Linked DNA regions of Homo sapiens: all the other regions are linked to region 2. A link is a loop called in an ENCODE intact Hi-C map of the cell type or tissue named here. Cell type or tissue: CD4-positive, alpha-beta T cell. All regions are shown on one strand.

The links. A loop is a pair of places that touch in the nucleus more often than their neighbours do. Peaks named below come from ENCODE experiments on the same cell type or tissue, not always from the same donor. Only the 100,000 strongest peaks of a DNase experiment are listed, where the experiment ranks them.
Region 1: it touches region 2 in a loop (2.4-fold over the local background); 53 of 110 quality-filtered maps call a loop at or near these places.
Region 3: it touches region 2 in a loop (18-fold over the local background); 86 of 110 quality-filtered maps call a loop at or near these places.

Annotation. Positions count from the first base shown.
Region 1 is chr15:91,856,843-91,864,842 of GRCh38, reverse strand. The region is part of intron 1 of SLCO3A1 (solute carrier organic anion transporter family member 3A1); the gene reads right to left. Among named protein-coding and RNA genes, the nearest start is that of SLCO3A1, 7.1 kb to the right of the region's middle. In CD4-positive, alpha-beta T cell, no CTCF peak of the experiment used is centred here; DNase peaks (open chromatin) are centred at 3,452, 6,862, 7,432 and 7,745; H3K27ac peaks cover 1,930 bases.
Region 2 is chr15:91,703,334-91,711,333 of GRCh38, reverse strand. It overlaps the pseudogene TRY-GTA12-1. Among named protein-coding and RNA genes, the nearest start is that of SLCO3A1, 150 kb to the left of the region's middle. In CD4-positive, alpha-beta T cell, CTCF peaks have their summits at 4,511 and 4,712 (motif pointing left); a DNase peak (open chromatin) is centred at 4,743; H3K27ac peaks cover 692 bases.
Region 3 is chr15:92,073,460-92,081,459 of GRCh38, reverse strand. The region is part of intron 2 of SLCO3A1 (solute carrier organic anion transporter family member 3A1); the gene reads right to left. Among named protein-coding and RNA genes, the nearest start is that of SLCO3A1, 220 kb to the right of the region's middle. In CD4-positive, alpha-beta T cell, CTCF peaks have their summits at 3,720 and 3,942 (motif pointing right); DNase peaks (open chromatin) are centred at 2,229 and 3,909.

The DNA of each region.
Region 1 (8,000 bases), 150 kb before region 2:
AAATGAACACCTGTGACCATCACTGTTGGGCTCACCGGGTGCAAAAAGCAGCACCAAGGCGACAGACCTCAACAGGAGAACACTCAGCTTCCTTTTGGGGGATTTAAATGTGTCACTTGTCACACAAAATAGTTCCCCTGATAGCCTTGGGTGCCACAAGCCCTTGAGCTATTTTTAATCACCTCCCTGTCACTGTTATTTTTAAATACAAAAGTATTCCCCAATGAAATCCTAAGCATCAGAAGGCAAATAAATATAAATGTATATATATTATCTGTTCACTCCATTAAGGATAGGTAGGGTACCTCTTAGAAAGCATTAAGCCTATTTAGACAAAAAAAAAAAAAAAAAAGAGGAACATTTTAAAAGAGAATAAGAGAAGTGATTTTTCCCCAGTATTCACCAAAACAATATTTTTATTTATACTTGTTTATAATTGCTATTCCCAAAATTAAAACTATCAGTTGTCTTTCCTTCCTGGCTGCTCACCTGCTTATACCTGCCAGCGAATGTGAGCTGGCTCCGGAGGGTGGGGCTGCACATTTGGGTAAATGCCTCAATTCTGTGCCCTGATTTTGCCTAACATGAAAGCAATGAATGCAGAGATTCTACGATGTTATACTTAAGAAGACCTAAAAACAGGCCCACCCTGGGCCACAGAAACAATATGCCTGTTGGACAGTCGATTGCACATGTCCATCTCTAGAAATCGAACAAGGTTGTATTTGGATTTAGCCCAAGCACTGCTGGCTCCACGTGCCACTCTGAGCCTAGTGCAGCAAGGAGAACCTCCCCATCTGCTTCCATCAAGTGCAAGCTGCAAAGCTGCAAAACTGCTCACTGGCTTTTTGATCTATTTATATGCATCTCCTTGATGCATGTATACAGCTTGGCAAAGGTAAAGGAATGGTGCTAATTTATGGTTTTTGTTTCCAAAAGATATCCTCTCTTTGGCTGGCTGAGAAACTGTCACTGGCATGTTAAGCCTCCCAACCTACAAAGTATGTACCAGCACTGGGGAGGCGACACGACATGCCACACAATAAGTCAGGAGTCTTGCCCTCAGTTTTTTGCATAAGGACAGGAGAGGCTTCTCTGAAGCTCTTCTACATCTATTTCATGGGCCTGGCTCCCTTTAAGTTTCTTCTCCTCAATCATCACTCCGGCCAAAAAAATATGCTCCTTTCCTACATTTCAGGAGGAGGTTGGAAAGCTGAACTTGACCGTGTGGTGTGCTGTGCACCCCACGCATGTATAGCTTCAAGAAGAGGATGGTGTGATGTGCCACACTGGAATACATGCTGCTTATGCAAAGCATCCCACAAGACACAGTAAATTCCAAGTGCTATCACAGCAGCACTCTGAGAAATGAAACGGCCAAAGGATGGTGTCTGTCACAACCGGCAGTGGTTGTACTCACGGCCATCCCACTACACTGCACGAGCAACCTCGAAAGCCAACCTTAAGGGGGCCCTGCCCTCCACCACCCTGAAAGCTACAGTGACCACAGACCCAGGACAAGCCTCCTGTACCCCTGGAGAGAAGGGGAGCTGGTGCTGACAGCACAGCCAGCTGAGTTCCAGGGGGACAGCTCTAGGTGGCTCTGTGGATCTACTTTAAACAATTCTCTGACCCAAAAGCCAACAAAGAGATTAATCAGCCCCACTGTTTATTTTACAGGTTGGATCACCATAATTGAATCTTACATAATAAACACATATGGGTCCATGCTGCTTAGAAATTTTCATCTTCATTAAGGGAATTCTTAGCAGAGTAAACATAAGACTTTAGGTGCTGTATTTTATAGCTTATATAATCAGCTGAGGGCAGCTCTCCCAATTTCAACCTGCTTATATTCAAGGTGGTAATTTCTCCTTCTAATCAGCTGAAGTTGGGAGACAAATTCAACAATTAGAAACAGCCTGCCTATTTTACATAAGCCTCTTGCAAAGGGGGTGAAAGACAATAGCCATTCCCATTAATATTTTACAGTAGTCTTTAAATGAAAAACATCATTGTGACACTTCTCCCTACATCAACCTTGCAAGTGCAGAAATGGCGGTAAAAATAATCACTTCTAACTCCCTCAAATTCCTGTAGTTTTGTGAGCAGGGATTTAGTTTGCCTTCTATTATTTTCTCCGGAACTATTTGTTAAAAGCCTCATCAGCCCCTGCTCATTTCTTCACGCTCTGCACAACTAGAAATTTAGGTATCAATGGACGGAGAGCCAGAAGAGACTTTAGAGCTACCAAGAAAGTCTCAAGGCCTATCTGAACAGGTTCATTATCCAGACACCCAAAAGTTGTCCCAAAGGACAACCTGGCAGAACAAATGTGGTAGTCCCATCACTGCCTATGGGATGGGTTTATGGGCACAGCCTGTTCCCAGAATTTTCAGAGGGCAAAGATTTTAACCAAAACCAATGCTAAGGCTGAGGTGAGTGGATCACTTGAGGTCAGGAGTTCGAGACCACCCTGGCCAACATGGTGAAACCCCGTCTCCACTAAAAAAAATACAAAAAATTAGCCGAGTGGTGGTACGCGCCTGTAGTCCCAGCTACTGGGGAGGCTGAGGCAGGAGAATTGCTTGAACCCGGGAGGCAGAGGTTGCAGTGAGCTGAGGTCATGCCACTGCACTCCAGGCTGGGCAACAGTGTGAGACTGTCTCAAAAAAAAAATAAAAAATAAAAAAATAAGACTTCATCATTACAGTCAGTGGGCTCTCTGAGTCCATTACCAGATAACTTAAAATGCCACTTGGACTATTACGTCCATGAAAAGGAGAGTACTGAAAAGTCATGGCAGGGGTATTTATAAAGGAAATCATGAGGGCAAAAGGGAAAGATGAGTTCACACTTCTTCCTGCCCCACCCGCCCCACCCCACTGAAAAAAGTAGGGCTTGGCAAGGCACCGTGGCTCACACCTGTAATCCCAGCACTCTGGGAGGCCAAGGCAGGTGGATCACTTGAGTCCAGGAGTTCAAGACCAGCCTGGACAACATGATGAAACCACCCCACACCCCATCTCTACCAAAAAAAAAAATAAGAAAACTAGCCAGGCTTGGTGGTATGTGCCGGTAGTCCCAGCTACTTGGGAGGTTGAGGTGGGAGGATCATTTCAGCCTGGGACGTCAAGCTGTGATCCTGCCACTGCACTCCAACCTGGATGATAGAGCAAGACCCTGTCTCAAAATAACAACAACAACAAAAGTGGGGCTTATGGCAGCCTATGTTACTTTTTGCTTTTAAATATTTTCAATGTGTGTTGATTAGGAGGAATAAGTGCAACTATTGTCTAAGTTCAGGAAAGTACTAATGACCAACTATTCCGTGTTTAAAGAGGAATGCCCAGTCATATGGGAAATAACGAGGCTGTTAACACCGTTTCTACTAAACAATCGAGCTGCTAAGTCCTCAGTAAGGGCTTCCCTTTTCAGAGGCACTCGACTCAAAACCACAAAGAAGAACCGAAATAAAGAAGTTGGGAGTCACCAACTGCTGAGGTTCTGTGTACATCCAAGGGAATGTTTCCAGTCTCTGTGTTGTCACTGGAACTCATGGATGAAGGCTCCCCTGGCTTGCTCACTCCACACCTGTGGCTGCACAAGATTCAGTGCTTTACACACAATTCCTCCCTCGGCAAAGTCATCAGAGTGACCCGGCTTTGGGGCTCTGAGGTCTTCTGAGCACAGACTCTCTCCTGAAGCCTGTGGCATTTGAAGGTGAATCTAAAAACTCACCTAAAACATACACTGCCACCTGATTCACTGAGAAAGGCCCAATTCCTTCTCTATCCTTCGCAAGGACAGGTGTGACCAGACTGGGGGCGGGAAGGCTGCTTCTAAGACTACAGATGGAACGGGAGTGGTGTTGTGCAGAAGGTATGTCCGTAAGCCGAGATGGATGAATCCATGGGATGGGAAACCAGGTTGCAGGAACAGGTCCATTGTTCTGCTTATGAGAAACCAAAAAAAAAGACCAAGCGTGGGGAAATGCCCACAGACCTGCTTGCCAGAGTCCACTTAATACTGCAAGAGAACACGAGGTGAAGGCAGCAGACAAGACGTGAGACCTGAGCCCCTCTGGGCAACCAAGGCTGAGCTCTGCGAAGGCACGTTTTAAACAAGGCTGCCTGGAGGGCAGCATATGTCCACAACATATGTCCCTTTGTCCTCGCCCTCCTGACACCTCGGGCTCCCTTGAATTGGTCACTCAGCCTTTCAGCCAGTGAAGCAGAGCAAGCTTCAGGAGCCCAGATCACCAGTTTAGGAAACAGAAGCCTTGGCCTCACACAATATTCCAAATCCTCAGCTCCCTGGGAGGGACTTTTGTTGGTGCTAATGTCAACGAGCAGGGTTATACCATTACTGTTAAAGCAACTGTGGAATACTGTACCCTATGAGAAGTACTCTATCACATGACTATTTGTTTAAACCTCACAACCATCTGTAAGATAAGCTTGATCATTATCCCCATTTTTCAGATGAGGCTATTGAGGCTCGAGTAAGTGAAGTTGCCAGGAGCTGGGAAATAGCAAGTCTAAGTTCAAATCCAGGTCTTCCAACTCCAAGTCCAACATTCTTTCCACCTACCCTCAGCCTTCAGCACCCAGTGGCCACAGACCACAGCAAGAGATACTGAGGACCTCCCAAAGTGAAGCATCAGGGTACCTGCCCCGCCCAGCCAGTCCTGCCTGCCCTGCTTTAACCTCCTTCAAGTACCCATGGACTGTAAATGATCAACATGAATCACCATTCCTGCAGTGGGCTCCTCTCCCATGTGACTAATTTTTATAGCATCTTTAAGATGAAATGGATTGCTATATTTATAAGGGAATAAACAGAATTAGCAACTGATATTTAGCTTATTACTTGCCCTTAAAAACTTTTTACCTCCCAGACAAAAATGTCCATGTAGAATAGGAAACTACTTGAATATGCAATTCACTAAACCAAAACTAAAGTTTAATTGAAATAATTTTATTTCTCATTGGTTGGGGCTACACGGTTATTATGTTTGCAGTAAATATGCATAACCATATTATTATTAATAGTAATAGCTAATATTTCCTGGGCACTCACTATGTGCCAGATATTGTTCAAGGTGCTTTACATGTACTGACTCAGTTCATCCTCACAGCAAAACAGAGGGTAGGTACTATTATAACCCCAGTTATAAAATGAAAAATTGAGGTACACAGAGATTAAGTAAACAGCTCAAGGTCACAGAGCAGGTAAGGGGAGGACATAGGCATGAATCCCAGTCTTCTAACACTCATCGAATAAGCGACAGCTGCCACAGACACTTGCCTTTCTCCACCTTGGAACTGTAATCATTTAACTTGGAGTTTTAACCATTAAGCAATAATTTGTCTCATGCTAACACATAAACACTTAGGCTACATAAAATACAAGTGTCTTTGAATCACATCAATTCATTTATCCTATGAGCCAAGGTCCATGATTCCACTGTTTTTCCTGTTTATATCTGTTTTCCAGATACAGACATAGAAACCGAAAATAAAAATGAATTGAAAGAGTAAGGATGCTATCTTTCTGGCCTACAGATTACCAAAGGCATTTCCGAGAGGCAAGAAAATACCGAGATTTTCTTCAGGGGAGAACGGTTCCAAATCCATGTGTCAACCATACAGTCAAAGTTACCATTGAAATGTCCCTTCGCACCTTCAAAAAGTATGGCATACAATATTCATTGTATGCAACGCTGTACACAAACACGTATGTAAATATGCAATGCATGCGGCAATGTACAGAATAGAGTACATATGCAGAAGAGAAGTACTTTGACTCCACTTTAGAGAAACATGCTTATTAAATGATGCATGTAGTGAAATCTGCGCGAGTTGGAACTAAAGCCAGAGAAATGCAGCTAGTAGGGAGTTTTATTCTTCACTCTTTCTGCATGAAATGCAGCTGTATCCTCATCATTTTTGCAATACTACCCTTGTTCATCCAGGCCAATCTGCTAAGAGAATACAGTCCCTGATCAAGGCAGCACCTCAAAGTTTGCTTTTAGGTGTGCAAAATAAATTCACAGAGACCCTGTTGGTGGGGCTGCCTTTGCCCAGCAGTTCACCAATGACTTCGTGCAAGAAGCAGCCCATGCAGCATAACAGAAAACACGATTCCAGCAGCACCCAAGATGAGCTGCAAATGCTGGGCAATTGATTAGCAAGGCGGTGCCACTGCAGAGAGGCCTCTTGGCGATCCTTTTCATAAGGTGTCTAAAATTGAATGAGGGGAAGAGTTAACAAAATGCAGGATAGAGCCCTCGCTCATTTTACAACTCATTCAGTTTCTTCTATTGTTAAATACACCAACAAAAACCCCCTCACAAACAAAGATAAATACACAAACCTGGCTGAAAAGAATTTTCAGAAACACCTTTTTCCCTTAATAATTATTAACATTTTGAATCTAGCTATAAGGAAAAAAAAAATCAAGGTAATTTTATTTCTTACTACCTGGGGCTACATAGTAATTATGGAAATGGCAAGGAATTTTGTCACTTTGAGTAAGCATAAGTGTATAAAATAATTTGATTAAATAAAATACGGTTACCTTAGTCATCATAGTAATTTGACAAGGACTTTAAAAATGTCTCTCTCTGTTGAAAATGTCAACAGACAGTTTCCTGAGCTGTCTGCTTCTGGGTTGAATATGCAGAAACTCATCTTCGAAATGATGTTTCTTTAGAAAAAAAAAAGGAGTAACAAACCTAGCAGTTTCGCCTCACCCATTAATTGCAAGCCCACTTGACTATTCTCAGGCTGAAAGAAAAAGTGTGACTACAAAGCAGTGAGATAGAGCCTCATTAACCACACTCAGTCATCTATGTCATTATTTTGTCACCACAACCTCAAACTTATTTTTCTATAACTCTAAATAGGGAAATACCTACCCCTTGTTCACAGGAACTCCCTTTGTGCCCCACCCAGGAAACTAGACTGGCCTTTTTTCAGTTTTCAACCTGAGGAAATTCAAATGTATTTGTATGTATGCCTCAAACTAATCATCTAGAAGTGTCAGAGGCTTTAATTTCCTGTACACACCCTTATCTACTCCAGTCCTCAGTAATTTGATACCACACAGAAACCTCTATATGCAGGGCTACCCTCAGCGAGTGGCTTAAAACATTTTAGGGGGTCTCTGCAAAACACCAATAGGCACACACAAAATGACTTTCTCCCCATGCAGTTCTCATATGCCTGCATCTTCTCCAACCAGTCCAAGACTTAAGCACATGTTACATCCTTGCAAACAGGACTGGAGCCACTCGAAGCCAAAACCCAAGTAGAAGAAAATTAAATTGCATTCTCTGTTCCATACAAAATGACTATCAAACCGAGCAGGCCTCTCCTCTTATGCTGCAAAAATTATGTCATAGCCAGTCAGGAGGTTTAGGTGACTATGATGGAACATCCCTGTGACTATTGGTTTATCTGAAGCATGGTTTCCAGTTAAGATGTTTGTAACCGTAATAGATTTCAGAATCCACAGTTGGCCCAGGTTGCACCTGGGTTACTTTATCTAGATCACTGAGTCTGGCTTTCAGGATCAGTGTCTTTCTGTACTGCCTGACACCAAGGCAAAAGTTGCAGGCCCCCAGCCTAGCCTAACAATTGATGGCCTTATATACAATACAGTTTTCCTTTGAGTTTCCTCCCTGGGCAGGTTCTTGGTGGAAAACAAACACATGCATACATACACACACACACAGACACACACACACATTTTCTCTCTCTCTCTCTCACACACACACACACACACACACACACACACACACACACACGAGTCCTCCTTCTCAAAGTTGCTTCTTAAATCACAGGCAACCTTCTGCTTCAGTTCTGCAGTTGGGAAGCCTACACTAGTGTCATTCAGGACACTGAGAAATTTGTCTTTTCAGAAAAAAATAAGGAAATGAAACTGCAATATTTTAAGGCACCTGGGGAGATGAAATAAGAAGGTGGACTCTGGGA
Region 2 (8,000 bases):
CTTTCATTGTTTTCTGAGTTGAAGACTGAACCTTCAAAATCAAATAGGCTGTGTGAACTCAGGAGTAAAAACAGGTATGGAGAGGGGAAAAGAGAGTAGAGGCAGGGAGAGTCTCAAGCTTTTTTTATTGAAGCTTTCAGACTCTAGAAAATTCTTGGCAGTCAGGGTTAAGTGGCGTAGACTAAAGGAGTCAGTGTTGCACAACGGTTAAGTGAAGAGGCTGTAAACCCAGACTGGATGGGTTCAATTCCCATCTCTGCCGTTACTAACTGTGACCCTCAGCAAGTTAAATTAGGTGCCTTCATATACTCATCTGTAAAATGGGTGTAAAATAGTGACTGCTTCTCTGGGTAACTGGCACTTAGTCCAGTGCTAAGCATGTGGCAAATATTTAAAAATGTTAACTGTTAACAGACCTGAACTGACTTGCTAATTTGTCTGCAAATTAGCAAGACAAATTTGACATTTTAAATGACTGTCGGGAACTAATTTGTTTCTGGAATTAATTCAAGGTTATAACTTGACACCTTATTATTCAAGTATTAAGTCTGGCCAACATTTTTCCATTTTGTGATTTTGTTACTGAAAAGCGGTCCCAATCTAGACCCCAGGAGAAGGTTCTTGGATCTTATGCAAGAAAGAATTCAGATCAAGTCCACAGAATATAGTGAAAGCAAGTTTATTAGAGAAGAGGTAAAAGAATGGCTACTCCATAGGCAGAGGAGTGGCAAAGACTGCTTGACTGAGTACACTTATGATTATTTCTTGATTATATGCTAAACAAGGAGTAGATTATTCATAAGTTTTCAGAGAAAGGGGTGAGGAGTTTCCAGAACTGAAGGTTCCTCCCTTTTTTAGACCATATAGGGTCACTTCCAGACAGTGCCATGGCATTTGTAAGCTGTAATGGCCCTGGTGGGAGTGTCTTTTAGCATGCTGATGCATTGTAATTAGCATATAATGAACAGTGAGGACCAACAGAGGTCACTTTCATCATCATCTTGGTTTTTGTGGGTTTTGACTGGCTTCTTTACTGCATCCTGTTTTATCAGCGGGGTGTTTGTGACCTGTATCTTGTGCTGACCTCCTATCCCATCCTGTGACTAAGAATGTCTAACCTCCTAAGAATGCAGCCCAGCAGGTCTCAGCCTCATTTTACCCAGGCCCCGTTTAAGATGGAGTCACTCTGGTTCAAACGCCTCTGATGATTTTAATCAAGCCACTTTGATTTTGACCTTAGAGATCCCTGAGATAGAACAAGTATATGTAAATATTTCAGGTAAGACATTTGATGTAGTGGGGAGCCCAATGCAAAGGCTTTCATTATAAGTGCACCAATAATTTCAACAAGATTTCACATTACAATCATAAGAGTTAATATTTATAATATTTGAGATTTATAGAAACCATCACAAATATTAACTGCCTTTGTTCTTTGAGTTTCCCTCCTTTGCTCTTCAACAGGTAAGGTCTGTCTATTGATTCGGGGAAGGCAGGCAGAAAGTTTGCTTTGCTTTCATTTCCAAAATTCCCAGCCTTAAGGGAAATGCAGGTGCCTCTGAACTATTAAGTGGAAAGGATTGGAACGAGGAATGGTAAGTGAGGGCGATAGAGATATTAGTGGGTCCTGAGGAGAGAAATGCACTTGAACCTGAACTCCGATTCCTGGTTTTGAGTCCCTGAGAGGGTCAAGACCTCAGGGGAGTTTGGGAGACCACGCTTTGCTGAAAAGATAAGTTGATCTTTGCAAGATTTGTGGGAAATGTACAGTTCTGCAGTAAAAAAGTTGGTAGGTCTTCTTCAAGGTTGACCAATGTCTAGGACCCATCATGGAGCTTCTACCCTTGATGTCATCTAAACCTACTTACCTCCCAAAGGCCCAATTTCCAAGTTCCATTGCACTGAGGGGTTCAAATTCCATATGAATTTGGGGCAGATGGGCACAGTTCAGCCCAAAGCACCCAGTCACCCCTCCAGCCCCCATTCTGCCTGTGGAAGTTCCATGCTCAAGTCCCCAGGACCCACCCTTACACTATAGTTCCCAGCCTGGGCTTCTGCTCTGCCAAGAGTAGAAAATTCCACCACTTTAAATCGTCCCCTGCTCCTACCTCTCTTTAATTTGTCTTCTGCTCTATTTTCTTGCTCAAGTCAGCTGATGACTTTTCACAAAAGGAAAACGCAGGTACTTCTGGGCAAAGCAAGAAGGGATGCCCTGTATCACCTTCTAATAGCAAGAGGCTGGTATTCCTGGAGTTCTGGAGCATCTGCAATTGGATACCTTACGGCTGCTCCCTGAGATCACTGACTGACTTCTGAGATGTGTGGCTGTGGTGACGGGATGAAGTAGAATAATAACCTGGATTCACTGGACCCCAGGGATGTGTTTTTCACATTGTGTTTGCTCTGTGTAGACCCAGAGTTCCACAGATACACAAGGGAATGGGGACACTTTGTGGGTGCAGCTCTGACCAGTGGTCTAGGTGAACTTGCTTTTATTGGCTGGTAAGAGCCAGTTGTTATTTTTTATAAATTCTGTGATCTGGTTGTTAAACAAAACCATTAAAACTCAAAGTAAATAAACATGCAATTAAATAAATTAGTAAAAATAGAGAAAAATACTCAAAACTCACCATTTTTAGTTATTTTACTATATTTTTCCATTATCTGTGCTCTTGAGATTCCGTACGTCTATTTTAACTATAAGGCAAAACTAATATATATTATATATAACTAATATATAATATATATAACTAATATATAACGTATGTAATGAATATATCTTACAATATATAAATATATTATACTGCTACTGCGCATCTCTACCCAATTCTGTCTTCAGTGAAATTGACCAAGGTAGGAGTATTAACACACCACAGAAATTTGGAAAAGCTTCAAAACAGAACTTTTCCCCCTACGAGAACCAGTTGTTAATATAGTTAACATAGGCTTAGGGGTTTGGAAAATCTTGAGGAAGACCAGAGCAGAAGCCTAGGCTGTGAACTATGATACAAGGGCAGGTGTTGGGTACTTGAGCATGGAACTTCCAGAGGCAGAATCGGGGCTGAGTGGTGACTGAGTGCTATGGGCTGAATTATGCACCACCCCCTATGTTGAAGCCCCAACTCTCAGTGCGATGCTGTTTGGAAATGGGGCCTTTGGGAGATAATTAGGTTTAGATGGGGTCATAAGGGTGGAAACTCCATGATGGAATCAGTGTTCTTATAAGAAGAGATAAAAGAGAGTTTGCTGGCTCTTTTTCTCTCTACCATGTGAGGATACAGTAAGGAAGTCTTGAGGAAGTGAGCTCTCACCTCTCAAGAAACCAAATCTTGTAGTACCAGCCTCCAGAAGTGTGAGAAATACATTTCTGTTGTTTAAATCATCCAGGCCATGATATATTTCTGTAGCAGTTTGAGCTAAGACACTGGGTGAGGAGTATGAAAACACTACAAGAGGAGTGATGCAGGGCTCTGCAGGAAAGCCCAGGGGTCCTGCCAGTCAGAGCATCCTAACAAGGACATTGGTACCCTATGAAGCCCTATAGTGGAGACAACAGGCAGCTGAAATATTTTCAGACTTCAACCTGTGTCAGTCAGCGTATAATAAGGAGACAAAAAGCACACCAGTTATTTTAACAGAGAGAATTTAACATCAAGAATTATATCTAATTCTGTGAAAAAAGTCAATGGTAGCTTGAAGGGGGTAACATTGAATCTGTAAATTACTTTGGGCAGTATGGCCATTTTCACGATATTGATTCTTCCTATCCATGAGCATGGAATGTTTTTCCATTTGTTTGTGTCCTCTCTTATTTCCTGGGTACTGGTTTGTAGTTCCCCTCGAAGAGGTCCTTCAGATCCCTTGTAAATTGTATTCCTAGGTATTTTATTCTCTTTGTAGCAATTGTGAATGGGAGTTCACTCACGATTTGGAACATACACCATGGAATACTATGCAGCCCTAAAAAAGGATGAGTTCATGTCCTTTGCAGGGACATGGATAAAGCTGGAAACCATCATTCTCAGCAAACTAACACAGGAACAGAAAACCAAACACTGCACGTTCTCACTTATAAGTGGGAGTTGAACAATGATAACACACGGACACAGGGAGGGGAATATCATACACCGGGGCCTGTCAAGGGGTGGGGAGCTAGGGGAGGAATAGCATTAGGAGAAATACCTAATGTAGGTGACGGGTTGATGGGTGCAGCAAAACACCATGGCATGTGTATACCTATGTAGCAAACCTGCACGTTCTGCACATGTACCCCAGAACTTAAAGAATAAAAATAAAAGAATTATTATCTGGGTATGAAATAGTTATCTAGTTAAGTGAGGGTAAAAAAAAAAGACAAAGGTTTCAAGGTGTCAGAACAGCAGAAGTGGCAACCTCCTCCAGGGTTGGAGGAACAAAGGGAAGATCTTAAGTTTTTTTAAACGTAGAAACTCCGAGGAGGAATCCTGTGAATTGAAACTCAGATCCTTCAGGGGCCTTGTTGCTTGGTTGCAGCTGGGCTCTATGGGGCTGGAAGAGAGCAATCAGCTGCTTTTTGCAAATAGTGAAAAAACTAGTTTCAGCTGTTGCCACAGGAAGAAACCGCTGCTGCGGAGGGGAAGATAGCAAGGTGAAGGAGACTGTCACAAGCTGGAAGGAAACAAAGGAGCAAGTTACTCATCTCTCTTGCAGCCGCACAGTCTCCGTCTGGCGCCCTCTGTTGGTAGTGCCTATTCAAACACCAAGTGGATGTGTGACTTTCAGAGAGCTCAGAGAATTGACACTTCTGGATATGGTGTAAGGCTGCCCCTTGAAGTGGGAGATGATTAAGCCTAGATAAGGGCAAGAGCCTGAAGCTCAAGGAGAGACAGCACTTCCTTCTGCCAAATCCGAAACTGAAAGAAGAGATGGCCCCAATGCTTTCTTGCCAAAACGTTGCTTTGACTACTCTAATGTCAATTTAGGAAGGAAAAAAACATTGCTTCAGCTTTTTTAAGGGTTGAAAGCTTAAGGAGCAGTGTTTGGGAAATGAGTCAGAATTCTGGAAAAAGAATAAAATAGATATTTGAAAGAGAAGGATCTGAAACCAAGTGAAAGCCTTGATAAGCACATTTCTTGTCAGCATCTATTTAAGTGGCCCATTTAACATAGGGTGCTGTTAAGCTATTTTTTCATTAGATAGGAATTTAGTCATCTTATATGTTTGAGATTTTTAGGTATATTTTAAGTTTCAGAATCTTCTCTTATTCTCAGCTGACCTCCTTTCTAAAAAGAAGTGAGAACTCCATATCTCTGCCTTGGCATCCAGTGACTATCAACAAAACCCTAGTAGGTCACCTTTTCTGATAACAGTATCTGCCTCAGTAGAGAAAATCTTTTGTCCTCTAGAAAAGTATCTTAGCAGCTGAATCTCAATAGCTATGATCTACTGCTTACCTTTCCAGGGGAGGGCCAGGCTCCTTGGTTAAATGCTACAGGATGTAGCAGTGAAGGAGGTATAGTTCCTGCCTACAAGAGGTCATAATTTAATAGAGGAGGCAGCAACACAGCCAAGACAGTACTTGGAGGAGCCATAACTCTGCCCAAGGGTGGGTTAGGGGGCTTGAAGTAGTTAAAGAGTGGGCAATCTGCAGATAAAATGGCACATCTGTGGTAGCTTCTGAAGAACAAGCAGTAGCTTGCTAGGTAGAACAGCGAGAACATTCCAGGCAAGGAGAACTCTATGGTGTGAAAGAGGATTAACAATAGGGGGGGCTACAGAGAGGTCTCTGAAGATAAGAGGAGGCCAGGTCATAAAAGAATCTTACACGTTCTTTGAGGCATTTGACATTTATCCTGGAGGTGATGGGGAGCCATCAGAAGAAGCTGCTTATGCAGCAGCTGTGCAGTCACCAGTGTCTAGAGATGGCCCACGACAGAGATACTTTCATTCCCCCAAGAACTGCACTTCCTACTCCACATGGCTCATCGCACAAAAACCAATTGCAAAGGCTTAGACACAGAACTGTTGTTACTGATACTTCTGCAAATGCTAAGCTTTGGCTGTTCAGAGCGAGGCCTCCAACTAGTCCCTTCCTCTGTCTGCTTTGAGTTATATTAATTATTGTTGTGTAACAAACAACTCCAAAGCACAGAGCTTAAAACAACCATGAATTGTCATTGCTCATGGATCTGCAACAGGGCTGGTGTGGCTCTGCTCCACGTGCTTCTGATACTTCTCCTAGGACCAGCAGGCTATCCTGGGCATGTTCTCCCAGAGATGGCAAAAGAGCCAGAAGGTGGGTGAAACATGTGCATCCTCTTAAGGACTAGGCTCGAAACCATTCACTGTGTTATTGGCTGATGTAAATGTCATGGCCAAGCCCAAAGTCAAGGCTCACGAAAATACAACCTGCCCACAATGAGGCCATTAAAGCTGTGAAAGCAGAGAGGGATGAGAAATTGGAGCCAATAATACAATCTACTACACCCATCTTGGTGACTTCATTCTATGGATCCTTTTTTCCATTTTCTTCTTCCTCATTTGGATGGGCACTAACAGATGAAAACTTAAATTTCAAAATGAGTCTCAGGTCTCACTTCAGGTGGGCTACTGATAGTATATTTCTTGTGGTGGCTTTGTGCAGTGTCGACCTGGCTAAGCTAGAACTACATTTTCTGGAATTCCCTTCCCTGTTCAGTGAGCCCTGGTTGGGGTTGGCCAAGACAGAAATATGTCCCAGTTTTGGAAGTTAAGAGTCATATCATTAGGCACTGTCGTCACTCATGATCTTGGCATAGTGCCGCTGCCAAGCCTACCTCTCCTTCAGCTTGTGCAGGATTTCCTTCGTCAACTTCTCTGAATCTTGGCCAAGGTATACATACAACTCCCTGGTAAAAGGCACCAGTATGACCTGCATCATTGAGGTTGGAAACAAAAGTATGTCCAGATTCATTCTCATGGGTTCCAGTTTGTCCTTGCTTCCTCTGTTTCGTGTCCATCTTTTCTTTCTGATTTATTCCACTGTTGACTTCAGCTCTAACCTCAAATATAGAAGAAATAGCTTTACATAGACTGCTTAATAAGTTTTCACAGTTTTTTAAGGTCTAATTCTCATAATAGTAAATCTCTCATTCTCTCATTCTGTATTACTCATTTTGATTCTGTTTTTAAAAATCAAACCCTGATACATCTATGATTAGAATAGGTGATTTAAAATAGTTGAAAGGCAGATCATGGGTTGGTCCTATTTATTTGTTCATTCATGTTTTCATTCATCATCTGTACATTTACTGGGCATCTGCTACACGGTAATCCACTTACTCTGGATATAAAGGTCTATAATATAACTTCTATACAATAAGAGTCGCTGCCCTGGAGATAATCACAGTCTACAGAGAGCAATGCAATAAAGCAAGAATGATAATGCAATATGGTAACTGCTAATAATAAAGAAGCACAAAGTAGCACATGTATAGAAATATAGAGAAAGGTGTATCTCAAGCTGTTTGGGGGTAATTAAAGATCTTCCTAAGAGGTATTGAATGAGCTGCAATTTGAAGGATGAGTAGAAATTCATCAATGGACTAGCAGTTTCACTAGCAGTGTAACTTGGACAAGTTATTTAAATTCAGTGTCTCAACTTCTCATATTAGGATACAATATTGGGATAATAATTGTGCCCGTGTCACTGGGTCACTGTGAGGACGACATAAGTTAATACACATAAAGTGTTTAGAAGAGTGCCTGGCTTATCTGGTGAAGGCTGAAGAAATATAGTTACTATTGTAACTAACTGTTCCTATGATGATCACTTTTTGTCCTTGGTTTACTGTGCTCACTCACATCACTGGCCTAGAACAATGGAATAATGCTGAGCAAAGTAGTGAATAAGTAGAATAAAGAGATGAAAGAATACAAACTCCTGTGTCCTAAAATGCAATCTGTCTAGTGAGACAAAGGGCTAACTAACACTTCAGAGAATAGACTGTGATGCCATTCAAGTTTCCTGTAGAAACACCAA
Region 3 (8,000 bases), 370 kb before region 2:
AGGTGGAGGTTGCAGTGAGCCAAGATCGCACCAGTGAGCCGAGATCACAACACTGCGCTCCAGCCTGGGCAATAGAGCGAGACTCTGTCTCAAAAAAAGGAGAAAAAGAAAAAAAAAAGCACCACTAGTGGTACCAGCACTGACCAAAGAAATAGCTGGTACCCAAAATGCATTTGGGAGGTAAAGAGTAGAATGATGGTTACCAGAGGCTGGGAAGGGGGCAGGGGAGGTGGGGATGGTTAATGGGTGCAAAAATATAGACAGGATGAATAAACTCTAGTATCTGATATTGCAACAGGGTGACTACAGTCAACAGTAATTTATTTTACATTTAAAAATAACTGAAAGAGTATCACTGGAATGTCGGTAACACAAAGAAATGATAAATGCTTGAGGTGATGATGGATACCCCATTTACCTTGATGTGATTATTGCACATTGTAGGCCTGTGTCAAAAAATCTCACGTACCCCATACACACACACACACACACACACACACACACACACACACACACACACAGCTACTATGTATCCATAAAAATGAAAAATACCTACCTTCCCCCGCCCAAAAAAAATGCATCTGGGCACATGGGCTAAAGGAAGAATATGGACACAATTTGATATTCACCCTGGAAGGTGGAGGGGCAGCCATTCACCAAATGTGGCCAGACCAAAGTCACTGAGCATGGTGACAGAACCCAAATCTCTCGTAAAGCCAGCCAAAGCAGCACTGTATGCCGCCACGAGTGTGAGCACTCAGCACAGAACTCTGCCTGGTGTACCCCGTGTGGCCTCTGGGGCACCGAGTATGGCCCCTACTGCTGTCTGGTATGGGCATGGGCCTTGCTTATGCTGGTCTTCAACCCAGTTTCTCCTTCTCCTCCAGGGCCCTAGCGGTGCATCAAAAACTGATCCTCCATTCAAAGCCTGCCTTAAATACCACCTCCTCCAAGGGGCCTTCCTAGATTTTCTCTCATCCTTCACCTTCTCTCTTCTGTCATAGTACGTGACCTGAGACTTTTTCTATAGTTCTGCTTCTAGTTGGACTGGAGGAAAAAAAAAAAAAAACTCCATGTATTGGGCTTGCCATAATAATTGTAGGCTCGGGAAAAGCAGAGACCCTGTTTAAAAAAACACAAAAATCACCTTTTCCATAGGGGCAGTACAGCCCTGGAGGAGGGACTCCGTGTGTGTTGAACTGTAAACTGATTACTACCCAGGCCTGGGAGGGGTAGGAAGCCCTGGCCTCATGGAGAATAATTTGTATAACGATATCCCACAAAGCTAGACGACTTCAGGATGCTCGGGGAGGATCTGCAGTTGGTCAAAGCCGCAGCTGTTGCCACTCTGGGCTTCTCAACCTAGCTGAAAGAGGCATCTTTTCTTTCTCTCCAGGCCCAGCCAGGCCTTACCAGGGTGAAGGCACATGCCTCTCTGGCTGGCTAGCCGCAGGCCGGAAATCCATCCAGAGAAACAACAGCTTGTGCCTTCCTGAAGGGCCCGCATTCTGTGTGTGAGCCCAGTGGGGTCCTCCCAGAAGCTCTCTAGGGACATCCTCTCAGATGCAGGTTTTGCAGGCTCCCTGCTGTCCACACCCAAGCCCCCAGCAAGGGGCAGTGCAGAGACCGCAGGACCTTGTGTCTAGTTCAGGCTTCAAAGCTCTGCAGGACAACTTAGCAACAGCAGGAGGCTGTGCTCGAGGCACTCACCCCTCAAAGCCTCAGCAGCTCCATCTGGAAAACAGGGCAGTCACCTGCCCTGCTCTCCCCCTATTACGGGCTGGACTGTGTCCCCTCAAATCCATGTTGAAGCCCTGGCCGCGGGAACCTCAGCACGTGATTGTGTTCAGAGATAGGGCTTTTAAAGAGATTATTACATTACAATGAGGCCCTTAGATGGGCCCTAATCTGATGGGTGTCCTTAGGGATTTGGACCCAGAGACACCAAGGAAGCTCAGGTACAGAGGACAGACCGTGTGAGGGCACAGTGAGAAGCTGGCCGTCTGCTGGCCAAGGAGAGAGTTCTTAAGAGACCCATGGCCAACACTACCATCTCAGGCTTCCAGCCTCCAAAACTGTAAGAAAATGAGTGTCTGTTGTTGAAGCCACCCAGTCTATGGCATGTTGTTATGGCAGCCCCAGGAGACTAACACAGCTCCCAAGACCAGAGTGGGGATCATGTGGGCCAACACTTGAGAGGGTACTTGGAAGCTGTGGTGTGCCCCCTAGTGGCATGGAGTACTAGATGCATGTGGTGGGCCATCCAACGTGAATGCAGCCATCCCAGGGCCCCCAGATGTCAGGATAAAATCAGCACCTTCATGGGCATTGCTCCCTGGTTAGGACTGGCCGGGTGGAAAACTGCCAGGGAGCTCTGACCTGTGGGACCATTTTACTCATTATCGCTGGACCCCCTCACCGTGCCTAGCAAAGGGCAGGCTTGGAAATAAGTTTCCTAAACGTGGTACACAAGATAAACTGTTTCTCACAGGGCGCAAGCTCGAGTATGGCAGATGAGTCACAGGACATCAGTGAGGGAAATATCCCCATTCATAGCGTAGGGCCAGAGCTGGGTTTTGAGGCAGGTCTGTTGCTAGTGAGGATGACGGTGCTGATGCCTAGTGAGCTGAGGGCTGAGTTCTAGCACATTCCATGTACTACCTCATTTAATCGTCGCCACAACCCTATGCGCAGATACACTCCCATTTTAACGTAAGGAAACTGAGACACAGAGAGATGAAGTAACGTGCCCAGTGATACATGTACAGTAAGTGGGAAGCTGAAATAAAAACAAAGCAGAGGACTAAAGAAAGGGGAGGAAGAACAGGAAGAAGGCAGGAACAGCCTGGGCAAAGCAGGAACAGCCTGGGCAAAGGCAGAGGTGTGGGAGAGCCCCAAGATGTGAGGCAGACAGTAGACGGAGACCCTTGCAAACAAGAAGAGTCAGTGGTGTGGCTGTGTAGGAGATGGCTGGGCTGCAGCTGCCCGCGGAGGTGCGCCGAGGTCAGGCTATGACCTGCCTACAGCAAGAAGCACAGCAGCTCCTGGGCTCAGGTGTGTCCTGCTCAGGCTATGTGGCCTCAGGGAGACACCTGCTATGGAGTGCTGCTGTGGAGGTCCCTGAGGCTCGGAAAACCTTGGGGATGAGCCCAGGCCTCAAGGGCAAGACCCAAGTCAGGCCCTGTGCTAGCCAGCTCTGGTGCTCCCAAAAGCCAACTTGTGTAGTTCCCAGTTATTTCTCACTCTCATTCACTAGCATGCTCAGGTGTTCACTCAATGGGGATATAGCGAACTAACTCGGTTTCTGCTGCTCCACAGTGGAAAGCCCACTGCTACCTCGAGATCCAGCTCTGTTGATGCCATGAATAATGGCAACAACAAAATCATTCTTAATTAAATACCCGCCATGTGCTAGGGCCTTTAGACACTGCATAGAATGTAATCCTCACAACCCCGAGAGGCAGGTGTCTTCACCATCAGTTTATAAATGAAGAAATGGAGGCACAGAAAAGTTACATTACCAGCCTGTGGCCACACAACTGCGTAGGAGCCCAGGTCCTGCAGGATCCTGCACTTCCTCCCACTCAGAAAGGGGAAATGGCAGCAGAAGGTTGAGGGCTTTGGAAATCCCTCTAACTCTAAGCTAATTTTAGAGAAATCTAATTAATTCCAAAGGAACCAGCGCCTGCAGAGTGCTGAAGAACCTGCTCAGAGCCATATCCCTGCTGGCTCTGGGAAGCCCAGGGTCCTGAGGGAGACAGAACTGAGCTTTAGTGGCATGGGGCCTCTACTTGGGACTCCACCCCGCACCTACAGTGTGGGGGATCTCTGGACCTTAGTTTATCCATCCTCACCTCGTGCTCCACCACCAGTGGAAATGGCGGCAAAGGCTCAGGTGCTTCCTCTTGTCACCAGAGGGAGCCAGACGCTTTCTCATGCCAGGGAATGCCTGCCTCACTGGTGTGGCTGAAGCAGTGCAGTTCAAGGTAGGAGGGTCACCAGCTCCTCTGAGGGTGGCTCCCCCGCCTGTAGGAGGACACGGCGGGGCAAATGACTCTGTGGGAGTCTGTGGTAATCAGTGAAGGTCCTCACGCCGTGTCTGTCAAAAAAATGACCATCTCCGAAAAGCCCAAGAAGGGAAGGGAGGCCTGCTATTACCCCAACCACAGGGTAATAGAAGGACCCATATCAGGGACCTCCCTGATATGGTTTCGCTGTGTCCCCACCCAAATCTCATCTTGAATTGTAGCTCCCATAATTCCCACGGGTCGTGGGAGGGACCCCATGGGAGGTAACTGAATAATGGGGGTGGTTACCCTCATGCTGTTCTCACGATAGGGAGTTCTCACGAGTTCTGATGGGTTTATACGGGGCTTTTCTCCATTTTGTTCAGCACTTCTCTCTCCTGCCACCATGTGAAGAAGGAAGTGATTGCTTCTTCTTCTGCCATGATTGTAAGTTTCCTGATGCTTTCCCAGCCATCCTGAACTGTGAGTGAATTAAATCTCTTTTCTTTATAAATTATGCAGTTGTAGGTGTGTCTTTATTAGCAGCATGAGAATGGACTAATACACTCCCCAATCTCATACAGTCCGTACTTGACTCGGTTCATCTTCCCAAAACATATTAAATCACACTCATCCCCTATTTTAAACCCTCACAGGCTTCCTGACTCCATGCCAGGCTGTGCGACTACAGGCAGATGGGGCTCTGAGTGCAGGTGGGGACCTGGCTCAGGGCCTCCCTCCGAGTGTGTGCTGACTGGTGGGGATTGCCCTGGCTGGTGTACGGTGCTGGTGTACAGTGTCCAAGGAGGCCCGTGAGCACCAGAGTGAGGCTCAGCAGAATGAGAATCAGGCTCTGGGGGCAGAGTGGGTGGGCTAGCGGCAGGTCCCTGGGGCACTGTCTATCCGTGGATTCATGCCCAGGCCCCATGCAGGAGCAAATGAGTAGAGACTCAGTGATCATGCATAGGGCACAAGATAGGGATGGGAGCTGGGGTTCCAGGATAAAGCAGAAATCCTAACATCAAAACTACGTCCTGCATCCGGGGAAAGTACTGAACATGCAGCAGAACATAGGCTGCATCAGCAGAAATCCCTCCTATCTAGAGGCAGGGTTGGTGTCCTGAGGTTCTGACTGGGAAGGGCAGACTGCAGAGGTGCTAGCCAGGTTGGCACCAGCTGCACGCAACCGATGCATTCTCACCCCTTTCCAACCTCACCTCCAGCGGGGCCCCTACACCATGGGTTTTGTTTGACGAACGGTGGAAAACAGTCAAGATGTGAGTCAAATGCAAATTTCACCCTGATTTTATCACTAAGGGGGACACGGCCGCTTGCTGACATGACAGTCGGCTGATTTTGAAGCCTGGTGAAAACTAAGGATGGATTATTAAACTCTGGATTTATGTGTTCTGCAAGCAGGGAGCTGTCACTGTCAGAAGTCGACAGAGTTTAGCAGGAACAAGTCACGCCAGACCAACTTCATTTCCTCTGCAGTTTTCTGATAGGAACAGGATGCTGATTAGATTGAAGACAAGTCATAAACACATTATACTGTGAGGCAAGTACAGACTGGACAAAAACACTCACTCACTATATGAGAGAGGGAACCATGCATGATGCTGAGACACAGAACTGGCGGAACCATCTCAAAGCCGTGGAGCAGATGTGTGAAGTCCTGTGGAGCAGGATGGAGGTCTTGGCCAGTGTGCCAAAGGGTCACTCCTATCCCATTCTCTGCATGTGGGATGGATACACTGGCATGTTATGCCCATTTGAGAGGGAAGATTCATACACTAGAGGTAGACTGAGGATTCAACATGGCCAAACTATCTGTCTGAAAGGGAGCCAGCATTCGCCTGCAAGCACTTTAGGATGGGCTGAGGAAGGTATGGAGCAAGAGCTCATCAAGGCAGGAAGAGCTGCAGCGGAATGGAGCTTCAGCATGAGTTCCCACCAGTGATGCACTTATCCCAAATGCCCATGCAACCTCCGTGGCATTAACAGAGTCAGGGTTACAAAGGGGCAGCCCCCATATTCTCATAGAGTCAGCTGCCAGTGTGGTCAGTCTGGAATGTGACATTTAGAGGGGGCCATACCATGCTGGATTACCTCCTGGAGGGGCTTTTGGGAGAAGTAAGGATCTAGAAGCCGTGCCATGTAATAACTAAAGGACTGGAGAAGTTTAGCCCCAGAAAACACAATGAGCAGGCAGCAAGGCTGGAACACTGTCATGGGGAATAAAAGCTTAAGCACCAAGTTTCCCTCCAGAAGCCAGAGTCGGATTCAGGATGCAGTCATAAGATAGCAGGTGACAAGGAACATGGAGCACGGGGGACTGGCTGTCTTCAGAGGGGTAGTGAGCTGCTCACCACCAAGGGTATTCAGGTGGAGGCCAAGTGCCCAGGTATCAGGGTTGAAGGGAAGGGCATTCCTGCTGGGTGATAGGAAGGCAGACTGGAGAGTCCCCAAGTCTGAACAAACTGCCAAAACTTTCTCAAGCATCTCACCATCCCAGGCATCCAGAGGACCCGGAATCCACCTCACTGTTGGCTCTATGCCACGGGTGTGAAGTACTTTCCTGAAGGGGCAGAAGTGATTACACTCAGCACAGGGAGGAAGCAGGATGTGGGGCTGCCTACCAGAAAGCCATGTCAGCTCCTGGCCACCCCCCACCGCCCTGCTTGTCAGCTCTCTCGAGATTCCCAGACTGAATCAACATGAGTTGCTTAATTTCTCTGCGTCTCTGTCCTGGAAGATGGCTTTTCTGGAAAACTCATCCTTGCAGGCAGTGTGTTCCTCTAGAGAAATCTGAGCATCGGGGTTCTAACTCACAGGCTGGAAAATGGAGGCCAGGTATTGCTGAGGAATGTCTCCTCTAAAAAAGGTAACAAGACAGACTGGTAAATAGCAGACCTTCAGGGCATACCACGTTCACCTGGGCAGATCACCTGGTGAGGTCCTTAAGGCCCACCTGAGACCAGAACTGGAGAAACGATCCTCATAATTGGAACAAACAATATGAGCTTTATTCTTCTGGAAGATCACTTCTGGTTCTGTTTGCAGATGAAGGAGAGGGAAGAGACAAATTGTGCACAGCAGGGAAGCAAAGTCAGCCTCTGACTGCATCTTTCGGGTTGGTGTTAACTGAATGGCTCAGACTTCCTGCATCAGCAATGGGCAGGCAGCAACTGGGCCTTTAAAAAAAATTATAAGGAAAATGACTGTTTAGTTCTGACACATGACAGGCTGGCTTGAAAGAAGATAGGTTCTCTTTATTTTTTCAGAAGGAGTTTCACTCTTGTCGCCCAGGCTGGAGTACACTGGGACGATCTTGGCTCACTGCAACCTCTGCCTCCTCGGTTCAAGCAATTCTCCTGCCTCAGCCTCCCAAGTAGCTGGGATTACAGGTGCCTGACACCATGCCCAGCTAATTTTTTGTACTTTTAGTAGAGACGGGGGTTTCACCATGTTGGCCAGGTTGGTCTTAAACTCCTGACCTCAGGTGATCCACCTGCCTTGGCCTCCCAAAGTGCTGGGATTACAGGCGTGAGCCACGGTGCCTGACCTCGAGCATAGGTTCTCTTAAAGCAGTGGTTCTTAACCAGTGGCAACTTTGCCCGCCAGGGAACACTGAGCCATGTCTGAAGACAGTTTTGCTTGTCACAATGGGCTGGGGTTGCTGCTGGCATCTGGTGAGTAAAGGCCAAAAATGCCACTGAACCTGCAATGCACAGGGCAGTCTCCACAACAAATAATTATCCGTTCTAAAATGTCACTAGATGAGATGGAGTTGAGAAACTACTCAAAAGCCACCGAAGTGCAATTGATCTCAAAGCCTTGCTTGGCACACAGTCCACTTGTGGTGTAAGCAGGAAAGGATGTGGGGAGCTCACTGGGATCTGTTTAATATGGCTTGTCATTTGGTACTTAGAATTGAATAGGCTTGAAGAATGCTCTCTTTTCTGCCAAAGGAAAAGATGAAAACCTGAACCC